Regions from separate parts of the Mus musculus genome. Here region 2 is linked to region 1. Evidence: chromatin loops called from intact Hi-C (ENCODE). Cell type or tissue: left cerebral cortex. All regions are shown on one strand.

The links. Hi-C counts contacts between places; a loop is a spot of excess contacts. Peaks named below come from ENCODE experiments on the same cell type or tissue, not always from the same donor. Only the 100,000 strongest peaks of a DNase experiment are listed, where the experiment ranks them.
Region 2: a loop joins it to region 1, with 3 times the contacts of the local background. A loop is called at or near these places in 7 of 42 quality-filtered maps.

What each region holds. Positions count from the first base shown.
Region 1 is chr11:120,573,798-120,581,797 of GRCm38, forward strand. Arhgdia (Rho GDP dissociation inhibitor (GDI) alpha) reads right to left here and starts at 7,827. Exons shown (of 6, transcript NM_133796.8): 1 at 7,725-7,827; 2 at 6,385-6,596; 3 at 6,170-6,253; 4 at 5,871-5,947; 5 at 5,719-5,782; 6 at 4,302-5,633. The coding sequence starts at 6,574. The coding sequence ends at 5,434. In left cerebral cortex, CTCF peaks have their summits at 3,787, 6,082 (motif pointing right) and 7,847 (motif pointing right); DNase peaks (open chromatin) are centred at 3,600, 3,755, 5,594, 6,124 and 3 more places; H3K4me3 peaks cover 3,084 bases; H3K27ac peaks cover 2,039 bases.
Region 2 is chr11:120,481,536-120,489,535 of GRCm38, forward strand. It overlaps Hgs (HGF-regulated tyrosine kinase substrate), which reads left to right. Exons shown (of 22, transcript NM_008244.3): 19 at 995-1,128; 20 at 1,209-1,328; 21 at 1,480-1,566; 22 at 1,854-2,449. The coding sequence ends at 1,964. It overlaps Mrpl12 (mitochondrial ribosomal protein L12), which reads left to right and starts at 3,102. Exons shown (of 5, transcript NM_027204.3): 1 at 3,102-3,233; 2 at 3,708-3,894; 3 at 4,121-4,207; 4 at 6,562-6,699; 5 at 6,783-7,219. The coding sequence starts at 3,157. The coding sequence ends at 6,899. In left cerebral cortex, a CTCF peak has its summit at 7,920 (motif pointing right); DNase peaks (open chromatin) are centred at 3,044, 3,502 and 7,929; H3K4me3 peaks cover 1,876 bases; H3K27ac peaks cover 1,573 bases.

The sequences.
Region 1 (8,000 bases):
TCGGTTGGACTTCCTTTTCCAGAATCATCTTCTACTTTGTGTCTCTATCCCTTAGTGACTTGGAACTCATTGTACACAGGCTGGCCTGGAACCCGAGGAAATACTTAAAAGATCTGCACCGGCCCACTGGGTGCTGTAGTTACAGCTGTGAGCAGTCCCTGTCCGTGTTCGGTCCATCTTTCTCTTTCTTTACTGCTCCCCGGCTGTCAACCGACCTGCTCTCCACGCCCAGCCCGGGAGCTCACTCCTAGAAGCATCTTCTTTTTTCACTTCCCACTACGAAAACTATCCTGATTGTCAAGGGTCATTAGAAAAGGCAAACACCCAAATATTAAGTATATAGATTGACTAGTACTACACTGCTCTCAGAAATGGATAAAAAACAAGAAATATGGCATATGGTTTTGTATTTTGATAGTTTTTTTTTTTTTAATTGTTTTTAGTTTTTCAAGACAGTGTTTTCCTGTATAGCCCTGGAACTCGATAGACACCAACCTGGCCTTGGACTCAGAGATCCATTTACCTCTGCCTCCTCAGAGTGCTGGCATCAAAGATGTGTGCCATCACTGCCTGGCAGTAGCTTCTTTAGCAACGTTGTCAATAAGGACATGCATGTATTACCTTTCCTACTAGAAACTCCTCTTATCTAGTGTGAGTTTCTTCCCTTGAAGACCAAGTCCTTTGTGCCCCAACCCATTCAGTGTAGGCAGAGAGGGAGTCAGATCCTGGTCGGAGCTCACTGGGAAACCTTCGAGTATATACGGGATGACTTTGCAGGCCTAGGAGAGCTATGAATGAATTTGCCCTGGAAGAGTACCTAATCTAGCAGCAGCTTGGCTAGGTGCTTGGTTTTTTCTCTGCCTATCTTTAGTGCCTGTACACATTCCTGACTTGGGTACAATAGAAATAGCTTCATATATGATGCTGCTATCTCCCAGTGATTTTTTTAGCTGCCTTGAGCTGTTCTAGAAACCATTATTTGGAACTAGAGACAAAAGAGCGGGCCACTGGTGGCACACCTTTAATCCCAGTATTCAGGAGGTAGAGGCAGTTGGATCTGTGTGTGGCCACCCTGGTCTACAAAGCAAGTTCTAGGACAGCCAGGGTTACACAGAAACCCTGTCTCAAAAAGTGAAAAAAGAGAAGAATGTTCGCTGGTATGGCAGTGTTCCCTTGTAATCCCAGTATTTGAGAGAGGCAGGTGGATTAGCTCTTTCTGTCTTGTTTTTGTGTCTCCCCTGTCCCCCTTCTTTAGCCCTATATATTTTTTTGAAACTCACTATGTAGACTAGCCTGGCCTCTCGAACTTTGAGCAATTGTACTGCCTCTGCCTCCTAAATGACTGGAATTACAGGTATAGTAAAATATACCAGGAGCTGAAGGACAACATGGGCTACTTGAGACCTTGTCTCAAAAAAAAAAAAAAAAAAAAAAAAAAAAGTTTCAGGATTTTGGTAATTAAATGCTAGGCGTGGGATGTTTTGTCTATGGAAGGGAAAAGAACAGGGCAGGGGAGGGAGTTGAGTGTGATAGTTTAAAGACAACTTGCCTTCAGGACCAGGGCTGAGTCTCAGTTTGCCTCTGGGCTCTGTGTCAGACACAGAATGGATAAAGCTCTCAATGCAGGCAGCTGCCATATCCACATAACAGAGTAGGGCTGCTGACGTTGTAGGAACAGAGGGGCAGCTGTGACACTCTCCTGATGATCACAGGATCTTAGACTAAAGAATGTCTTCAAATGTCTACTATCAGGGCTGGAGAGATGACTCAGTGGTTAAGAGCACTGACTGCTCTTCCAGAGGTTCTGAGTTCAATTCCCAGCAGCCACATGGTGTTTCACAACCATCTGAAATGGAATTCAGTGCCTTCTTCTGGTGTGTCTGAAGACTACTACAGTGTACTCATAAATAAAATAAATCTTAAGCCATGCGTGGTGGCTCAGCACTTGGGAGGCAGAGGCAGGTGGATTTCTGAGTTCGAGGCCTGCCTGGTCTACAAAGTGAGTTCCAGGACAGCCAGAGCTATACAGAGAAACCCTGTCTTGAAAAAACAAAAATAAATAAAAAAATCTTAAAAAAAAAAAAAAAAGTCTGCTATCTCTGCACTGGCTTCTACCAGGCAATCAACCACTGGAAAGAAGTCAGAGAGAGGCCTAAAATTCTTGGGCCCTCTGGGTTTGTTGAGTGGCCAGATAATATATGGGTAGTAATATAAGGGTAGTATGTCCCAACCTGAGAATGCAGGTCAGATCACCTGAACATCTACAAGCCCTTGAGGGCCCAGCTGATGACTTAGTTCTGTTTCCCAAGGCCTCTCTTACTTCTTCTAAGAGCAGCTGCCATTGCTGAAAAGAGGTGTTAGTTTGGACAACCTAGTATCAAGGTCCTGTAAGACCCACACTGAGTATTACACATTTTCTGGGCCATTGGAAATGCATTGAAATATCCTTCAGGCAGGAGTCTTACTCAGAGAAGATGCTCATCAACTATAGGTTGAGTTATTGGAGGTTTTGACTATTCCTAAGAGTTCTCAGAACCAAGCAACTCCCTTTTGGAGGGACACACCTGGCAGGGTGTCCAGTAGGGTGGACAGCAGATTGACTCCAAGACTGATTGACCTGGAGGGTGAACTGAAAGAGCTGATGACAGCCAAGCGGGAAGCAGAATGGTGTCCACGGCTATGGGGATGGTAGCTTTGGTTGGTACAGGATTGTGCTGGGCAGAGAAGGGTCTTGTAAATCACAATAGCAGATGTTTACACAGCATGGAAGCTGACTGCTCATCAACTGGTACTACCTACAGCCCATCACTTTCCTCAGGAGAGGAGGCCTGTCTATAGGTGTCTGAAGAGCCAAGAAGCTAGGCAATTCCTGGGAGTCCTAGTCAGAGAGGAGCTGCTGTGGAGAATGCCTGGCTCCTGAGGGCCTTGCAACAGCTCTCCACAGAGGCAGGTTAGGGGGCGTGAGATTGGGAGGATCTGGTTAGACTTGGGACCTAGGAAACACATCATGCACTTTGAGGCCACTCTGAGTTAACCTGCACTGGGAGGAGCCAGAGCAAAGTCCTAGCTGTTGGCAGTAGGCTTGTACACTTGGAACTTAGGGTCTGAGTTCACACACTTAGCTGCCTAGGACAAACTCAGAGCTGTAAGATTAAGTATCTTGGTCCAAAGAGAGCTTCAGAAGCCCTTATTTGATAAACAGCATCGCTGAGAGCATCTAATAAACACTTTAAGGATGAGCTAGGAGACTGGTTGGCTCTGCAGTTTGGAGAAAAGGCTTCACCCTGCTCAGGCCCCGACTGCTGGGGCCAGGAAGAGTTCTGGGTAAGGATTGGATCAACAATTTGGCTGCCTAGTACAAGGAGCTGCTATTATCAGGTTAGTGTCCCACAGAAGGTTGGTTCTGGGGTCCGCCAGTCTTTGGCTCCGATGGATCTAGTAAAAATGGCGGACATGGCCCAATTTATGGTCAGCTGTCAGCAACAAGACAAAAAGGTATCTTTTGGCCCCCTGCAATAAAGGTTCATCACACTATTCACCACTGGTGGACCCCAAGGCAAGATTGGCAGGGCTCCAGCAAAGTAGCCGATTACTACTCGCTACACAACTGGTACACCCACTTTCCTGAACAGCTTCATCAGAGGGTGGTTTTCCAAAGCTAGCATAAGGCTGAAAAGGGAAGTTTTTAGACTGACTCCTGTAAAGGCAGGATGGGGTTTTGAGGTTACTAGGTACCTTTGGTTGTGCTGAAGACAGACAAGTAATCCTGCCTCCCTGTGGTCACTACAGAGAGCTACACAAGAGCCCTGTTAAGGCTTAGTGGCTTTTCAGGGTTCTGCTACAAGCTTCATGGTTCAGTGGTCCTGCCCTTTCTCCCTAGGTTCGTGGGTGCTCTAGAGAGCACAGTACTGGAGATGTGCAGAGGCTCGGTTTCCTGTTCCAACTAGCCTCACTAACAGGCATAGGGAACTCTCTCACCAGGTCGACCTACACATGCAAGTTGTTCAGAGCCAGATCAGTTTGATCTTCCAGCAGGGCTCCATACTGAGGGCAAGTCCCAGCCAGGGGAAATTTAGATATGCTGACTCAGGCAATCCCTCTATGCCCAGGGCCAGCACTGTGACCCATGGGCCTGGGGTTTGTTCTATATTCACATCTCCACAGGAAGCCAGGAGCAAAGACAAAACAGGGCTGTTAGCAGCAGACAACCTTGTAGCCAGGACATCTGATCTGAGGGACATCCACCCTCCACTGGATTCTTACCATTCCCTACAAAACCCCAACACAAGCTGCACAGACCACACAATCCCAGACTCCTTCAGGGGTGTTTATTTCCCAGTCAGAAGAGAAGCAGGGACAGGCTCCTCTGCCTGTTGAGGCTGGGCCTGGCAGACACCACACAGGGACTGGGGATAGGGAGGGGAGGCACAGGAGACAGCTCCCAACTGTGTGAACTTGGTCCCACATTTGTCCTGGCTGGGTCCAGGGAGGGTCGGCCCAGGGATGGTGGCACCAAGAACCAGGGCAGAGGCATCAGGCCAGCTGGCCCAAATGGAGGCAATAAATACTGACAGGCCAGGCACGAGGTTCAGGCCACGTGGCCCAGGTGAGACAAGTAAGGCTCGGCTGGCTTTGTCCCTCAGGGGCTCTCTGTGGGGACAGGGGCTCCGAGTACTGCCTACAAGGGACAGAGAAGGCAGAGGAATGAGGCACCCTACCCTGCCTCCTAGATGGGGCTGGAGGCATCGAGTTTTGGCAATTGACCCTCCCCTAGCTACTGGAGCCACCCCCAACCCTGGCCACGGGGAGGGGAAGAGCTGGCCAGGCTCGCAGGAAGCAACAGCAGCGCACCCCAGGCCTCCCTTGGGTGGGTCACTGGGATGGGGATGGCAGACGAGGCGAGGACAGGGAGAGCACATGCTCATGCAGACAGGGAGTTAAGAGTTAGCGACGGCCCCCAGCACACGTTCCACATGTTAAGGCATCATGGTTAGACAGTGACTGACAGTGATGGATGACCTGGCCAGGGAGTGGTGGGACTAGAGGACAGATAGCCCAGCCCTTCCCCATGCTGCGACAGAGACAAGGTGGGCTGGACAACCCTGACAGTGTTCTGTTCCATTCTAGAAGCCAGGGCCTGAGGAAGGGAAGACAGAGGGAACCTGGAGGGACACAGCAGATTGGAGGCCTGGGCTGGAACCCCTCCCCCACTGCACAGGCAGAAGCAGCAATGTGACACTGGAGACCACAGGGGCCTGCGGGCAGGAGGTGGAGGAGGGGCAGACAGGAGAGCTGACTGCCTGAGTGGACTAGGGAGGAATGACGGGTGAGGGAGGTCCTGTCAGCACTTTGGTTTGGGGTAGGTAGGGGGTTAGGGTGGGGCATGTCGGTCCTTCTGTCTGTCCGTCGCCCTGCCCGTCTCCCAGCTGGAGCTCAGTCCTTCCACTCCTTTTTGATGGTGAGATTCCACTCCCAGGACAGGTGGTCAGTCTTGTCGTCATCTGTGAAGCGCGACTTGATGTTGTAACTGCCCCGAGCAAGCATGCCTTTGGGAGCCTCCTCCATGGGTGTCAGGAACTCATACTCCTCGGCCCTCGGCCCATAGCTCCCGACCATGTAGTCAGTCTTGTCAACTGAGGGACAGGAGAGGCAGGATTACTGGTGCTGCACGCCCCTCCCAGGCCCAATGGCTCCCCACTCTATGGCCCGCCCACTCACTTTTGACCCCTTTCCTGTATGTGTGTTGGATGTACTTCATGCCGGACACGATCTCTCTGTTCACCTGTGGGGACACAGAGCCAGGGTCAGCTGCCTTCCCAGGCTTGCCCCTCTGCCCCTTGTTTCCAGGCCTCTCAAAGCCCCCACCTTACCCGGAAAGAGATTTTTATCCGGTACTCCACACCTTCCTTCAAGACAAACGACTGTTTCTTGAAGCTCTCCAGATCACCTGTATTGAGGAGGAGTCTCCGCTGACTGCTTGCTTGAAGGGCTCTCCACCCTGCTACATTCACTCTCCCCAGCCCCTTCCCTGACACAAAGCAGAGCTTCGGCAAGCCCCTAGCTGCACTTCCCCTCTTCTCCACCAGAGGGCATCAGTGCAGAAAATTATTTTTAGGGGTAGAGGCAAGATGCCAGCTGGCCCCACCCAGGGATTCTAATACCCACTCACCTGTCAGGTCCAGTTCCAGAGGGCCTGGGGCAGTGCTGCATACCAAGGTCAGTCGAGTCACAATGACATTGGGGACGTTGGGGTCTGCAGAGTGAGAGTTAAGAGTCAGAGTCCCATCCCTTAAGATTTTTCTTTTTAAACTCACTCCTTGGAAGAGTGGTCTGGAAAGAGACTGGGCACAGGTTTAGATGACATCCTTCCTCCAAGCCACCTACCTGCAGAGACAGCTACTCGGCCCAGCAGGGCCTCCTTGTACTTTCGGAGGCTTTCATCGTCCTTGTCCAGTTCCTGGATCTCCTGGATGCTCTTCTGGGCTGGAGGCTTGTAGTTCACAGAGTGCTCATCTTCCTCATTCTCTGCAGCTATCTGCGCAAGCTGCTCAGCAGTGGGTTCCTGTTCTGCCATGCTTACCTCTAGCTTGGGACACCTGTGGGCGGGGCATGAGCAGGACTGTGACAGCCTGGAGGCATTCCACCCTAGGCAGACCCTGACACCTGCAGGACACCTGACTGGAACTTTGAGAGGATGCTGCCACTGCCCTACGCAGAGGCCCATTTGAGAGGACTAGAACCCCAAGCAACGAAATGGGACCACAGCCTGTTCCTCAGAGAAGCAAAACACCTTTCCTCCCCACTAAGAATAAGCCTCCAGACCGAACTGAACTGGCAGACGCAACACTAAATCCCTGGGGTCCTGTTGCTGTCCCTAGCTGCCCAGGCTCTCATCTTACTGGGTTGGGTCATGGAGGTAAGTTCTCCGACAGGGAGATGCTCTGTATGTTAGCCACGTGCAGGACAAGGGTCTGTTTGTTCGTCCCTTCCAATGGAATACTGTCCTAAGCTCAACTATGTGATGACCGCTTAAATCCCAAGAGCCCAAAGGGGATCCTAAATACGCAGGTCTGTCCTCTCTAGTGAGGGTCTGCGTATGCAACTTGGGAGCTAGTGCACCGCTTGCAAATAAATCTCAGGAGCCTGTTTCTGGGCCCTGACCCTAAACCTTTAGTGGCGGTGAGGAACCAACCAGGACGGAAGCGCCTAGATGCCTTTCAGTTCCGCAGATTCCCAAACGTCTCTCGGAAACCCACTGTGATGCCTACAGGCAATGCGCAGCGGTCCCGGGAAGAGCCCGGCCGTTGTCCCTCTGAGAGGTGTCCGCCAAGGAAACACATAAAGCGGCGGTCCGAAACCCGGAGGCTACAGACAACCCCACCCGACGCCAAGCGTGGCCGCCGGCGACAGCATCAGGGCGCGGCCCGCACTTCCGTAGAGCCCGCAATCCGAGCGGGGCGGGGCCGCGCGGCGGGAGCCCCGGGCCAGGCCCCGCGCCGGACCCCGCCCGCGAGGCCGAGGAAGGGGGTCCCCTGGTAGCAGGCGCGCAGGCCCGGGGGGCCGCGGCCCCTCCGGCAGGACCTGCGCTGCCGCCCTGGCCCGCCCCGCCCGCCCGCCCGGGTGACCGCGCCCCGCCCGCGAGCGCCGCAGTCGCCCGCGACGCCGCACAAAGCCAACCCACTCCCCTCCCGCACTGCACCGCGCTGCGCCACGCGCCCACTCACCGGAGGCTCGACCGCCGCTCTCGCGCTCCCTCCCGCACCAAATGACGAACGTCGTCCGCCGCCCGCCGCTCGGACGGTCACTTCCGGGGTCACAAGACTTCCGCTCTCGCGGGCGGGGTCGCCTTGCGCATGCGCCGCCAGGGGGCGCGGGTCGGCGCCGTCGCCATTTTGCTGCGGGCCTCGTGGGCGCGTCCCGCGTGGGCCGGCGCCCTCGCGCCTTCTGCCGAATGCCGGGTGCGAGGGTTTGTGGGACACGAGAGCCGGCTCTTCCAGAGC
Region 2 (8,000 bases), 92 kb before region 1:
TAAGAGAACTCAGCTGTTATAACTCCTGAGCCATCTCTGTCCCTGTCACAGTTGATTTTAATACATTATCGGTGTAATCCACGTGAGTGCTGATTGCTTGTGTCACCTTAACTGGCCTGTCACCTTTTGATAAGGTCAGTTTGGCACTCTACCTGCTTTGTCTGTTCTTTGGTTCTCTGGGATCCCACGTCCTCTCTGTGGGGATGGATAGTCAGTCATTAGAAGGCAAAATCTCAGACAGTATATGGTGGTGTGCATCCTACAATCCCAACACTTGAGAAGTTGAGGCAGGAGGACTCCAAGGCCTAACAGACGGTTAAGGCTTAGGTTCTTAGGGTGAATTTACAGTCTGTAGGTTACTGAGGACCGTGTGTGTGTATGTGTGTGTGTGTGTGTGTGTGTGTGTGTGTGTGTGTGTGAGAAGCAAACTAGGTTCCCCCTAATGTTTCCCATTCTGACAGCTTGGATGGCCTGCACTATCCCTAGTGTGTGTCTTCATTTCTATCATAGTGGTCTTTTCTGAAGTGTTAGCCTGGGCTGCTGTAAGTCAGGACTGTTTGTCTTTGTTGCTGTGGTCTCAGTTTTGAAACTCCAAGTATGGGCTTCAGAAATTATCAGTGTCAGCTCTCCCTAACTCCTTCAGTCTGACTACCACTTGTTCCAAGACAGTTTGAAGGGTGGGGCTGTAGCTCAGGTAGAGAGTGCTTGCCCAATGTGGATAAGACCCTGGGCTCAGCCCCTTGCACTATGAAAACAAAAAGAACTTGGTTCTTTTTTTTTTTTTTTTTTTTTTTTTTGCTTCCCCCTCCCATAGGACCTCATCCCACCCCACCCCACCCCACCCACCCCCACACATGTTGGCTTTACTTTTCTTTTACGAGGATGTGAAACATATCCCTGGCTTTGAAAGTCACAACAAAAGGAGAAACCCAGGCGAGGGTGTTCTTTTCTAATCTCATTTCTGTGCTGAGCCAGCTCACCTTTGTTGTCACAGATCCCAGCATGGTCAGCGCCTACATGTACCCAACAGGTGCCCCTGGGGCACAGGCAGCCCCTCAGGCCCAGGCCGGGCCCACCACCAGTCCTGCCTACTCCTCCTACCAGCCCACACCAACCCCAGGCTACCAGGTATGTGGGCACCCAGCATCTACACCCAGCCGTTGCCTGTTCCTCATCTTTTCCCTCACCTCACTGCCTTCCTTCCATAGAGCGTGGCTTCTCAGGCCCCACAGAGCCTCCCAGCCATCTCACAGCCTCCACAGACCAGCAACATAGGCTACATGGGGAGCCAGCCAATGTCCATGGGCTACCAGCCGTACAATATGCAGGTAAAGAGACCTAGTCTTTGCTAGGCACAGAGGGCTATCCCAGGCAGGCCCTCTCCTCCTTGCTCTCGCTTCTGCTTTCTTCCAGCCAGGAGGGTCTGTTTGTGTCTGGTCACAGATAACTCAGTGTCGGGCTCCATCTTACTTCCCACAGAATCTCATGACCGCCCTTCCCGGGCAGGATGCGTCTCTGCCAGCCCAGCAGCCCTACATCCCAGGGCAGCAGCCCCTGTACCAGCAGGTGAGCCGTCTCCCAGCGGCCTGCCCTTGGACTTCTGAGCTTCCTTTGATCCCTTGCACTGGGTGCATCAGGGGCTTTGCTCAGCAGACAGAATCATGACATGCCATTAAGTGCACGTATGTACACATGCGTCCATATTGCACAGGAGACAAGTTTACAAGAGATCACACGTGCCATTGCCATATTGGTAACAACCTGATCTACTATGTGCTAAGGTGAAGCTTGTTCTAAGCCGAAGGTTTTGTTTGTGAAGGGGGGTGATGAGCCTATCTGCTCTTTCTCTCCAGATGGCCCCCAGCACCGGCCCTCCCCAGCAGCAACCCCCTGTGGCCCAGCCAGCGCCTACACAGGGACCGCCAGCACAGGGCAGTGAGGCCCAGCTCATCTCCTTTGACTGACCTTGAGTCTGGCGCTCACCATGCAGAGTAACACTACAGTTCACCAGAAACCACTTATATGTCTAACTAGCCATTCCTCCCCTATTACTGCCCTGTAGTGTCCCTTCTGTGAGCAAGGGGTGGGCCTTCCCCCTTGGCCCTCTTCCCTGTCCTCGGTGGTCTGGCTCCTATCACTGGTTCCCTGCTTCAGTCCTGATGCCGTCTGACCTCCCCGGGACTGGGGCTCTGCAGGGCAAGTAGAACCTTCTCTGGAGAGTGCCCGGCTGTGTTGGGTGCCACAGGTGAATGCTGTGGGGATGCTTAGCCTGGCCCGGAGTCTGATGTGAACTAACTGTGTGGTGTCCAGGCCTGGCCCTGGTACCCAGAAGAACCATGTGGCTCCTGCACAGCAAGGGTAGAAGCTTTAGGTATCTCTGTCTCCCCTTCTCCTTGGATGTCATCTCTCAGTGCAGAGCAGTGAAAATAAAATGTATTTCAAAACTCTCATGATTGATTGTTCGGGCAGCAGGCTGGGTTGGACCAACAATTTAATAGTCTGCATCTGTTGTGGAGTGTGCTGGGTACTGGCTGAGAAACCGTGGACTTGCCAACAGTCTCCTTCCTGGTGGGGATTCTGCAGACTCATCTGGTGCAGGATACATCACCAGGCGGGTGAGGAAGGGTGCAAACGCGGGCTTTTGCAGCCCAACTGCCCTCAGGATTACCCACTGCTTAAGGTTTTAGCTCTCAATAGCTCACCCTGAAATATACGGTTCAACCTGACTTCTGTGAGGTCTCAAGTTTTGCTCTTTCCCTCCCCGCTAAGCGCCCGCCTTAGTGTGCACTCAAAGGAGGCGGTTCCGCCTAGTGAGCTCTTGGGAGGACTCCAGGCCCTTCCTTCTCCTAGGTTTAGAGTACTGGGCTCCTGAGGTTGCTAACCTCTTGGACCACTGAGTTGAATTCAAGGGGCTATGAGTTCCGTAGGTAAAGGGGTGGGGGCGCCTACTTATTCCCCTGGCGAGACAAAGGCGTGCGGAACACGACTGATGGAGAAAGCGCCAACCCAGTATTGTCTCCGCGCCTGCGCGTCGCACCGCCTAGTGCGTAATACCAGGAGCCAACCCGGGCTAGAGCGGCCCGGACAGCTCGCCTCCTCCCGGATAGAGCGTCGCTTCCGCTTAGAGCCGCGTGTGACCTTCCCGCTTGCGGAGCTATGCTGCCGGTGGCGGCTAGCCGCTGCCTGTGGGGGCCACGGCTTGGACTCCGGGGGGCAGCGCTTCGCCTTGCCAGGTAAAGCGGTGGTCTAGAGCGCCATTGCCGGGGCGGCGGGCAGGAAGTAGGTTCAGAGGGAAGGGGTGACGGGCGCATCGCCACCTTCCGCGGCCCAGCCTGCGGGGCGTGGAGAGGGCGGCTCGGCCTGGGCGACCTTGGGTGCAGGTACCTTTCGTCCCCAGCTTCCCGCCGCTGAGACCCATCGCCGTGGTCGGCAGCATAGCCCGAGCCCCGTGCTTTGGAAGGCTTGGTGCAGCACTGTGCACCCGCCAGGCTGATGTATTCCATTCAACCAGAAGCCTGCCGTTCTGGGCAGTATTGCAGACATAGTCGTGGGCTCCTGAGGCTCTATGGGAAATGTAGGAAAGCTTTTTCGGGTCCCTTAACCCCAGCTTGTGGAGCCTGGCCTCAGCGGTGGCAGACTGAGCACATGGATCTTGTACCCTTGAGTCTCCCGTTTTTTCTGATCTAACGGCTGTTTGCCTGGGGTAGGCAACAGATGCCCAGCGTCTGTGCAGCGCGGCAGTTGAGAAGCAGCAGCCACCGAAGGAGTGAAGCACTCGCCGGCGCACCTCTGGATAATGCTCCCAAAGAATACCCCCCCAAGATCCAGCAGCTGGTCCAAGACATTGCCAGCCTTACGCTCCTGGAGATCTCAGACCTCAACGAACTCCTGAAGGTATTAGGAGAGATCGGCACAGGCCAGGACTAAAGTCCCTGCCTTCTAGTTGTATTTTTACCAAACAAAGGTCAGAGGTCCCTGTCTCTTCTGGGGTGTTTTGGGAGTTTGGTAAATTATCAAATGTACTTTCCTAGGTGGTAGGGCCAAATAGGCTTGTACCTCCATTTGTACCTCCATTTAGGGTTTGATAAGCAGCCACTGAGACCTCTCCTTCATCCTACAGAAAACATTGAAGATCCAGGATGTCGGCCTTATGCCAATGGGTGGCATGGTGCCTGGTCCCGTCTCTGCTGCAGCACCGGCCTCTGAGGTGAGCCTAGGCCACAGGAAGACCCAGTTCTGTGTGCCCAGTTAACTGCCCGACTCAATAACTTAGGTATTTCCCTGTTCCTCCTTGAGTCTGTAGCTGTAATCCCTGTGTTCTGCTGTGGGCTCCCTGCAATAGCTTTGGGAAATTTTCTGCCGAAGGCATTCGAGATCTTTACTAGTGCGTGCATGTGTGTGGGTGTGCATGAGCAGGGGGTGGTCAAAGGTCAGCTTTTGGGGGTTCTCCCCTTCCGCATGGGTTCTGGGGATCAGGACCTCGATTCTGTAAGCTAGCTTTCCTTCTGCCCTCTGAGCTACACTGGTGGGAAAAATGATCTGAAGAGAGGAAACGGTACGCCAAACAGTGCAGCAGTCTTGAGTATTATTAAAAGTAGGGAGGGCACAGAGATGTTGTGGGAGAGTGCCTGCCTCAAGTGCACTGCACCAATTTGGACAGGTAGGGAAGAGACTTGGAATTTCGAGGAAGGCCTCTACAACATGACAATGTTGAATCAAACTTGAAGGTGTTGAGGAAGAGAAAGCAAGGTGTTTCTCAAAGAGTTCTGGCTGACAGAGGGTTTCCAAGTGATTTTTTTTTTTAAAGATTTATTTATTTATTATATGTAAGTACACTGTAGCTGTCTTCAGACATTTCCAGAAGAGGGAGTCAGATCTCATTAAGGATGGTTGTAAGCCACCATGTGGTTGCTGGGATTTGAACTCACGACCTTCGGAAGAGCAGTCGGTGCTTTTAACCGCTGAGCCATCTCTCCAGCCCTCCAAGGGATATTTAAATTTTGAGTGGGAGAAGCCAGGCAGTGGTGGCACACATCCTAACATTTGGGAGGCAGAGACAGACAGATTTCTGAGTTCGGGGTCAGCCTGGTCTATAGAGTGAGTTCCAGGACAGCCAAGGCTGTACCAAGAAACCCTGACTTGAAAAACCAGGGGGAAGAAATCTGAAGGGAGGGCCAGGCAAGGTAGCATACACTTTTAATCTCAGCACTTGGGAAGTAAATGCAGGCAGATCTCTGAATTCTCAGCCTTCCAGGGCAACGCAGTGAAACCCTATGTCAGATAAGTGCTGCTTAGTTTGTGTGTGTGCCACATGTATGTGGGTAGCTAGCGAGGTCAGAAGAGAGTGTGGGGTCCCTTAAGCTGGAGGTGAAGGCTGTTGTTACCAGCCTGACATGGGTGCTGGGAACTGAACTCAGGCTCCTATGAACAACAGAGTGTACTCTTAGCTTCTGAGCCATTTCTCCAGCCCAGACTTCACTTTTAAAGCAAGGCTAGGTCTCATTGCCTAAGCTGGAGTGCCTTTGAAAAAGGTCATAACTGTATCAGGATGCAGGCCCAATCCAGTTGTGTCCCAGATGGTGGGGCTCAAAGCTGGGACCACAAGAATAAGGCTTGAAATAGTTGTCACTCTAGCCGGGCCTGTAGTGTATGCCTTCAAACCCCAGCACTCAGGAGGCAGGTGAAACTGTTTGACCCAACCTGGTCCATAAAGTGAGTCCCAGGTCACCTAGGCCTGTCACGTAAAGAAACCCTGTCTCAACCCTCCCCTCCCATTCCACCCCCTCAAAAATGGTTCTGTCGTTGTCGTGGCTGAGGATTGAGGTAGTCCTGATGTTTCTGTAACCATTTATTATCTGCAAAGCATTTGTTATTCTCCCTGCCTTGTAGGTTCCAATTGCTGGTTACCTATATATGCGTGCGTGCGTGCGTGTGCGTGCGTTCACAAGGAAGCCTCCGTGTTCAAGCACCACTTACCTCATTTTTAGACACGTTCTTTCCCTCGGCCTGGAACTTGTTGATAAGGCTAGGCTGGGTAGCCAGTGGGCCCTTGGGTCCTGTTGTGTTCCTTGTCAGTGCTGGGTCACAGGCACAAGCTACTGTGCCTCATTTCTTTTTCATGGGCTCCAGGGATCCACTTCAGATCCTCAAACTTGCAAGACAAACATCTACCCAGCCCCATCAATTACAATCTTTAAGAGATGTAAAATGAGCCGGGCAGTAGCGATGCACACCTTTAATCCCAGCACTCTGGAGGCAGAAGCAGGCAGATCTGAGTTGAGGCCAGCCTGGTCTACAGGACAAGTTCCAGGATATCCAGGGCTACACAGAGTAGACTCTGTCTCACAAATTCCAAAAGCACACAGGGACACCGCCGTAGAGGATGGCAAAGGGAGGCACAGAGTATGTCTTGTTCCGGGGAGAGGTCCTGTGAAAGATCTGCCTGGTGTGGCTTTGTGCAGGTAGAGCTCAGGTTATGTTTGGATCTTACCTGCAGGTCCTGGTGGGGCAGCCACACCCCATCCTTCCCTACTCACCTCATCTTTGTTTCCACACCCTAAGGCGGCCGAGGAGGAAGACGTCCCCAAACAGAAAGAGCGGACACACTTCACCGTCCGCCTGACAGAGGCAAAGCCTGTGGACAAAGTAAAGCTGATCAAGGAGATCAAGAACTACGTCCAGGGCATCAACCTCGTCCAGGTGCGGCCCGCTCCTCAGTGCCTTCTCCTCTCCTCGGTGGGACAGCTTTAATGCCCCACACTTCTGACTGTTGTCTCTTTCAGGCCAAGAAGCTGGTAGAGTCCCTGCCCCAGGAAATCAAAGCCAACGTCGCCAAAGCTGAGGCCGAGAAGATCAAAGCAGCCTTGGAGGCAGTGGGTGGCACCGTGGTTCTGGAGTGAGGCATGGTTATGAGGACTTACGGACTAGAGTTCTGGGATCCGGGCAAAGCCTGCTCACCCCGATTCACTCCCAGCTGCTGTGGTGGGAGCAACAGCTAGTGACGCGAGTGTCCGAAGTCTCCTGAGAGGGACAGGATGGACCTACTGTGATGGGGTGGGGCAGTGACAACCTTTGCAGAACTCACAAGAGATTGCCTTGGGAGCTTACCAAGTGAACACACCCTCTGGTGGCTACTGAGAAAATATACTATTCAGGCTGGGGTGTTCAATGAGTGGTGTGTGTGCCCAGGGCTGGGAGTATAAAGGACCACCTGGAGGCATGTGTGTGTCCTGAACCTTGCTTGGGGCCTGCAGCCATATATCACGTCTCATTGTTTGTGGGAGGGGCCTATCCTTGATGTGTCCACCCAGACACAGCACAGAATGGAGCTGGGTTTAAGGGAGGGGTTGTGTCTTGATGTTTGGATGAGGAATTTCCATATAGATACTTGGAGAGGTAGTGTTCCTTTAAGATGTAGCCCTGGCTGTCCTGGAACTTGTTTGTAGACCAGGCTGCCTTTGAACTCAAATCCACCTGCTTCTACCTGCTGTGTATCAACACTGCCCAACATATACTTGGAGATTTCAAAGTAGCAAAGTGTAACCCTGGCCCAACAGTCTTGGATCCAGAATAGACTCAGGTGAAGGGGCGGGGCAGAGCTGTTAACTCTTAATACCCAAGGCAAGATTGTTGCCCATTGGGAGATAAGGGCACTTAAACTTAGAAGATGGGAGTTCTGATGGATTTGGGATAGGGCAGCGTGGAAGAAGGGGCTTGTGCATGCAGGTCTTGGAAGACCCAGACCAAGCCTGGATTGGGTCCCACCCAAGGTAGCATGTGGGGTATGTTCTTTTGTTCCTAGAACTCTGAGCTGAGCCTAGGAGAGCAACAGTTTCTTCATTTGAAATGCTCAGTAGTATGTGAACAGAAGGTATCCTCTGGCACTGGTACTGAATATTTGCAGTTCCTGTAAGAGACCAGAAGAGGGCAGTGTTGCCTTGTGATTGGCAGCCCCACCCAGCTATAAACCAGTCCACTCCACCCTACATAGCCAGGAAACT